Linked DNA regions of Homo sapiens: region 1 is linked to region 2. Evidence: read pairs that join two places in POLR2A ChIA-PET (ENCODE). Cell type or tissue: Panc1. All regions are shown on one strand. Links, peaks and the distances in the headings refer to the core of each region. The heading gives the core; the rest is flanking DNA.

Region 1 (3,219 bases), core at 718-3,217, 330 kb after region 2:
AAAGGAGCGAACAAAAGTAAGTGATGGCAGACCTCCTAGATGAAAAAGGCACATGTGGAGTGCATGGGTCCTGCTGGCTGAGCCCAGAAGGTGTCCAGGCTGCCCCCAACCCTGGCCCCGTGTCATCACCCGGCGATGCTCTGAGCCTCTCAGCAGGGCCTGTGTGCTGAGCAGACCTGCTGGGTTCACGGCGCTCGTCTGCTGCTTTTGCCCTCGGAGACTTGTTTGCTACATTGTGCCCCCCTTTCCTCCCCGCCAATTGCAGAGCCTTGGGGGGCTTTGTCCGTTTTGGGTCATGGGGGCCCTTTGTAGCCTGAAGGGAGGGAAATAGTTCCCTAAGAGAGTGCCAGGCCCAGCTTGCGCTGCTCGGTGAGTGTCTTGGCCTCCAGAGCTGCCCTCAGTGGCTCGCCTGGGTGCTACCTATTAGGTCCCACGTTAGGGCCCTGAGCACCACTTGTTCCCTGGCAGTGTGGTCTGGGTTCTTCAGGGAGCATCAGTTTGGCTGGGAGACCAAACTGTTATCTCTGGGCCTTGTTCCCTTTGTGACCAGTCTCAGAGCCGGGCATCAGGACACCAGCTCCTCCCACTTCTGGCTCGGCCTGACCATCCTCAAGCAGCTGCGGCCTCCAGACCGCTTCCCTCACCCCAAGCAGAGGGGCTGTGGGGCCTGGGCATGCTGGTGGCCCTCTGGAGGTGCTGGCTGCTGGGCCAGGAACGTGGGAGCTGGTGCAAGGGGATAGTTGGGGTTTCTCATTCTTAACCCTTGATTGAATCTCCCTTCTCTCTCTTTCCCTCTCCCTTCCAAACCCCAGGCTTGTTGCAGGGACGTGTCTGCAGCGCCTGGGGACCGGAGCTGTCCTTCCCCTGTGCGGGCGGGCACCGCCTCCTCCTGGGTGTGAGGAGGAGGGGCCTGGCCAAACGGTTCTGGGCATGTGAGGTGGGGCGGTGGGCGGGGGGTGCCGGGCATGTGCAGAGACCTGGTGATGCCGGGAGGGATACAGTACTGTTTGGAAAGTTCTTTTAAGAGTGAAAAGCCCCTTTGGGTTCTTCTTAGACATCTCGCCCTACCCCAGATGGGCAGAGCAGAGTTCATTTCCAATGCCTCTTTTGTGTAGTGCCAAGCTCCTGTCCCCCAGGAGCTGACGGATGGCAAAAAGCTGTGGACACCCAGCTTTGCCTGGTCTTATTCTCTTCCCTCTCCCTCTCCAGATTGAGTTTGTGACGGGCACCAAAAAAGGCACCACGACCAACGCCACGTCCACCACCACTACCACTGCCAGCACAGCTGTTGCAGGTAGATTGCAGAGCTGCCCTGCCTCCTGCCACACACATGGAGCCAGGGTCTCCCTGGCTTGTTTGGGCGACAGACAGCACGTGGATCTGGGCCTGGGCTCAGCCTTGCTACTTTGAGAAGCACCTTTGGAGTCTGGGGTGGGCCACTTCGGGGTCTGCTCCCTAGACTCCCGCTGGCCTGCAGGGGGAAGGGAAAGAGGGCACCGCTCATTGGTGGATCGTGATCCTGATTTCTGCTTTATCTCCAGATGCTCAGAAGAGAAAGAGCAAGTGGGATTCGGCTATCCCAGTGACAACGATAGCCCAGCCCACCATCCTCACCACCACAGCCACCCTGCCAGCTGTTGTCACGGTCACCACCAGCGCCAGCGGCTCCAAGACCACCGTCATCTCTGCTGTGGGCACCATTGTGAAGAAGGCCAAGCAGTGACCTGAGGGGCCACCCTAGGACTTGAAAGGACCGTGCAGCCCAGTGACCACTGCCCAGTGGGAGGCGCCACTTTGTATATTTCAGGACTGGGACCTACTCCCCAGATGCCACCTGAGAGGAGCTTCTGTTTGGCATTCCAGATGGAAGGACAGGCAGCACGGGAGCCAGGCGCTGTGGACAGGGTCTGTCCACGCACCACCTGGGGTCTGCCGCCTATTAAAAGTGCCGTATTCTTACCTCTTGGCATCTCAGATGCACTGGCCTCTCCTGCATTCTGTTTGCAGGCAAATGCTTCAGCTCACATGTCCCCCAAGACTCAATAGTCTTGGTTGGGACTATTGCCTCAGGGTTGACAACAGGGTGATGGAGGCCTGGGACGCTGTTCAGAGGGGTGACCCAAGAAGTCACCGTTGTTATCCGTGTATGCCTCTGGGCATGGACAGGCGGGAGTCCCCGAGCCCCACGTATGCCCCATCTGCCGCCTTGATCCCAAAACCCAGCCAGTTCTCGGGTGATGGTGGAGCTGTGCTCCCTTGAGTGCACTTGAGCACTCCCCAGACCAGATCACTTTTTGGACACACCCAGGAAGGCTTTTGAAGTCAAGCCAGTTTCCAGAAGGGCTGGGGTGAGATCCTGACCTGTGCAGAGAGTGGGGAGGCGTCAGCGCCTGGCCAGGGCTGCCCCAGTCCTTTGGTGCCCGGTGAGCGCAGCCAGCAGGAGCTGAGCAGCGGGGGAGATGAATCACCTCCTGCCTTGGCGAGGCGGCAGCTCATTGTTTACAGGCAAGCCCTGCTCCTGGGAGGGCTCCTGCCACCCCACCCTTCCTCTGTGTGTTATCTCTGCCCCACAGCAGCCCCTGGGCAGCACCAGTGGCCACTGGGCTCCCCCCGGGGTTGAAACGGGTTTCCCAGACCAGGGGTTCAGAGGAGACTATTTACCCTTCATGATCTTTGGCGATTCTCCACTGGAGCGGAAGGGCTGTGTGTCAAAAGAAGGAAGCCAGGCTGTGAAGGGCCGTGTTGCTTTCAGTGGGTGGGCAGAGGTTTAGAAAGGTGGTTCTGAAATGGCACCTGGTACTCTTGTGGGACCTGGGGAATATAAGGAACTCTGTGCATGAGGTTTCAAAAATAAAAATTGAGTCCACTCTCCCCGTACACACACACTCGGGCACTTCAGGAGGTCAGTTCTCACCCCTTCCTCGATGGGGCTTTAAAGCTCTGGGGAGAAGAGCTGCTCCCCACTCATGCCCCAGAGGGACTGTGAAAAGGCTTCCTGTGACCTCCGATGGCGGCCCCTCATTGGCCAAGGGCACTGTGGATGTTTTGTGGGAGGCAGCATGGCACCGTGGAAAGGGCAGTAGACGTGGAGCCGGCACCTCTGGTCTGGATTCCACTTAAAACCAGTTGAGTGGTCTCAAGCCCTTAACCTCTGTAAGCCTGTTTCTTCTCTGAAATCACAGTAATAAAGCGTCGTAAGATGGTTGGGAAGAACCAGAG
Region 2 (3,925 bases), core at 634-3,133:
TTAGCCAGGCGTGGTGGTGGGCACCTGTAATCCCAGCTACTCGGGAGGCTGAAGAAGGAGAATCGGTTGAACCCAGGAGGTGGAGGCTGCAGTGAACCAAGATCATGCCACTGCACTCCAGCCTGGGAGACAGAGAGACTGTCTCAAAAAAGAAAGAAAATCTACTTTCAGAGTATTTCCTTAAGCAAGAGTGAGGCTGGAGGCATGATGTTTGGAGGTACTTATCTATAGCCTTTCACAGAACGTCAAAGAAGTGTCATAAGTATTCTGAAGCTCTTCATATGCCGTGCCGCTATCAATATGGCTCATGTCTACTTTTATAACTCTGCCAAACACATTGAAAGACAATTTAACTTCCAAGTTTAAGTGTTCTAGGACAACTCCAACATCTCTTCAGAGTTGACAGTAAGCTTGGCTAATGTTAGAAACAAAAGTCCCCAGTAAGTCAGCCGTATCTGCATGGACAAAGCAGTCCTGAGTGCTGCTAAATTAACTGAGAAAACTTTTCAACACTCATGTCTTACTAAGTCTGTTTCATTCAGAACATTCCATACACATCTTTAGCAAAGCTCTTAAAACAGGGTATTTATTAAATTTCACATCTTTAATTCTGCTTAGTATCAACCTTAGCACTAAACACAGTACCCTTTGCTTAGGAGATACTCAATAATTTGTTGCTATAATTCATCAAGGTACTGGTATTTTTTTTTTTTTTTTTTTTTTTTTTTGAGACAGAGTCTCGCTCTATCGCCCAGGCACAATCTCGGCTCACTGCAAGCTCCGCTTCCCAGGCTCATGCCATTCTCCTGCCTCAGCCTCCCGAGTAGCTGGGACTACAGGCGCCCGCCACCATGCCCGGCTAATTTTTTTTGCATTTTTAGTAGAGACAGGGTTTCACCGTGTTAGCCAGGATGGTCTCAATCTCCTGACCTCACGATCCGCCCACCTCAGCCTCCCAAAGTGCTGGGATTACAGGAGTGAGCCACCGTGCCCTGCCAGGTACTGATATTCTTAAGAATTTATCAAGGCCAGGCGCAGAGGCTCATGCTTGTAATCCTAGCACTTTGGGAGGCCGAGGCAGGCGGATCATCTGAGGTCAGGAGTTTGAGACCAGCCTGGCCATTATGGTTAAACCGTCTCTACTAAAAATACAAAAATTAGCCAGACGTAGTGGCGGGCGCCTATAATTCCAGCTAGTCAGGAGGCTGAGGCAAGAGAATCGCTGGAACCCGGGAGGCGGAGGTTGCAGTGAGCTGAGATCGCACCACTGCACCCCAGCCTGGGAGACAGAGTAAGACTCCATATCAAAAAAAAAAAAAAAAAAAAAGAATTCCTCAAAATGCTACATTTGGCTGGGCACAGTAGCTGACACCTGTAATCCCAGCATTTTGGGAGGCCAAGGTGGGTGGATCACTTTAGCTCAGGAGTTTGAGATTAGCCTGGCAACATGGAAAAATCCTATTGACACACACACACACTAGCCGAGTGTGGTGGCACATGCCTGTAGTCACACACACACACACACACAAACACACACACTCTAGCCGAGTGTGGTGGCACATGCCTGTAGTCCCAGCTACTCGGGAAGCTGATGTGGGAAGATCGCTGGAGCCCAGGAGATTGAGGCTGCAATGAGCCATGATCAATCACGCCACTGCACTCCCAACCTGGCCAACAGAACAAGACTCTGTCTCAAGAAAAGAAGAAAAAAAAAGCTACTACTATCATGACATTCTCATATAACTCTATATGGCATATACTCTCTGCACGGCATTCAGATTCATGCATTTAAATAATTCTGTTTCTTTTTCTTGAGATAAGGGGTCTCATTCAGTCGCTCAGGTTTATAGTACAGTAGCGAGATCATGGCTCACTGCATCCTCAAACTCCTGAACTCAAGTCATCCTCCTGCCTGAGCCTCCTGAGTAGCTGGGACTGCAGATGTGTGCCACCACGATTGGCTAATTTAAACATTTTTGGTTTTTTTTTTGTAGACGGGGGGGTCTCACTGTGTTGCCCAGGCTGGTCTCAAACTGCTGGCTTTAAGGGCTATTCCTGCCTCAGCCTCCCAAAGTGCTGGGAATACAGATGTGAGCCAGCTAGCCTGATCTACATAATTCTATCACTATACTTCTTATGCCAATCATCACATCACATTCTATGGCTGATCTTTCATGTTCTCAACTGGATACAAATCCACAAAAGCTCACATTATTCTTTCCTGTAATTGCTGATTATGAATTATGATGAATTTCATGGTAGTTAAATCCATTTGAACACAATCTTCAGGAAAAAAAAAAGAGAGAAAGTAATTAACCAATAGATCTAACAACATCTATAGAAGACTCTACCCAACAACAGCAGAATAAAAATCTATCTCAAGCGCACAGGAGAACATTCTCAGGACAAACCAGATGGTAGGCCATAAAACAAGCCCCAATAAATCTGAAAGTATTAAAATCATACAAAGTATGTTCTACAACTACAATGAAAATAGAAATCAGCCGGGCACAGTGGCTCACACCTGTAATCCCAACACTTTGGGAGGCCGAGGCAGGCAGATTAACTGAGGCTAGGAGTTTGAGACCATCTTGGCAAATATGGTGAAACCTCGTCTCTACAAATATACAAAAAGTACTGGGGACTGGCCGGGCGCAGTGGCTCAAGCCTGTAATCCCAACACTTTGGGAGGCAGAGGCAGGTGGATCACGAGGTCAGGAGATCGAGACCATCCTGGCTAACACGGTGAAACCCTGTATCTACTAAAAATACAAAAATTTAGCCGGGCGTGGTGGTGGGCGCCTGTAGTCCCAGCTACTCGGGAGGCTGAGGCAGGAGAATGGCGTGAACCCAGGAGGCAGAGGTTGCAGTGAGCCAAGATTGCGCCACTGCACTCCAGCCTGGGCGACAGAGCAAGACTCCGTCTCAGAAAAAAAAAAAAAAAAAAAAAATTACCGGGGCCTGCATGAGCGCAGTGGCTCACGCCTGTAATCCCAGCACTTTGGGAGGCCAAGGCAGGCGGATTGGCTGAGCTCAGGAGTTTGAGACCAGCCTAGGCAACACGGTTAAACCCCATCTCTATTGAAATACAAGAAATCAGCCAGGCGTGTCGGCATGCGCCTATATAGTCCCAGCTACTTGGGAGGCTGAGGCAGGAGAATTGCTTGAACCTGGGAGGCAGACGTTGCAGTGAGCCGAGATTGTGCCACTGCACTCCAGCCTGGGTGACAGACAGAGACTCTGTCTCAAAAAAAAAAAAAAAAAAAAAAATTTTTTAACCCGACCTGGTGGCATGCTCCTGTAATCCCAGCTACTCAGGAGGCTGAGGCAAGAAAATCTCTTGAATGCGGGAGGTGGAGGCTGCAGTGAGCTGAGACTGCACTGCTGCATTTCAGCCTGGGCAACAGAGGGAGACTCTGTTTCAAAAAAAAAAAAAAAAGATTAGTGAAGCATGAACTTCTACTGATTGTCTTGCACATAGACATTTTTAGCCTGTATAACATAATTTGTAACCAACGATTATAACTTACATATTGTACCATCCAATGAAAAGACAACTCTGGTATGAGGAGGAGTACCCTTCCTTCTTTTAAACTTTCCTAAAAACCTTTCACAGGCCAGGCAAGGTGGCTTACACCTGTAATCTGTAATCCCAGCACTTTGGGAGGCCAAGGTGAGAGGATCCCTTAATCCCAGAAGTTTGAGACAAGCCTGGGCAACATAATGAGACTCCATCCCTACAAAACAAAACAAAACAAACAAACAAACAAAAACTAGTTGGGCATGGTGGTGGATACCTGTAGTTCCAGAGACTAGGGTGGGAGGATCAACTGAGCCTGGAATGTTGGGGCTGTACTGAGCCATGATTGTACCTCTGCACTCCAGCCTGGGTAAGAGAGCCAGACCCTGTCTCAAAAACATAAAG

The links. ChIA-PET counts read pairs that join two places held together with the same protein. Peaks named below come from ENCODE experiments on the same cell type or tissue, not always from the same donor. Only the 100,000 strongest peaks of a DNase experiment are listed, where the experiment ranks them.
Region 1: POLR2A ChIA-PET joins it to region 2 with 5 read pairs; 2 of 35 experiments call an interaction of 5 or more read pairs at or near these places.

The regions. Positions count from the first base shown.
Region 1 is chr17:75,704,799-75,708,017 of GRCh38, forward strand. SAP30BP (SAP30 binding protein) reads left to right here. Exons shown (of 11, transcript NM_013260.8): 9 at 1-16; 10 at 1,210-1,294; 11 at 1,542-3,219. The coding sequence ends at 1,723. Among named protein-coding and RNA genes, the nearest start is that of ITGB4, 15 kb to the right of the region's middle. RefSeq lists an enhancer at 1,593-2,792. In Panc1, for the core only: no CTCF peak of the experiment used is centred there; no DNase peak of the experiment used is centred there; H3K27ac peaks cover 1,660 bases.
Region 2 is chr17:75,373,098-75,377,022 of GRCh38, forward strand. The region is part of intron 2 of GRB2 (growth factor receptor bound protein 2); the gene reads right to left. Among named protein-coding and RNA genes, the nearest start is that of GRB2, 31 kb to the right of the region's middle. In Panc1, for the core only: no CTCF peak of the experiment used is centred there; no DNase peak of the experiment used is centred there.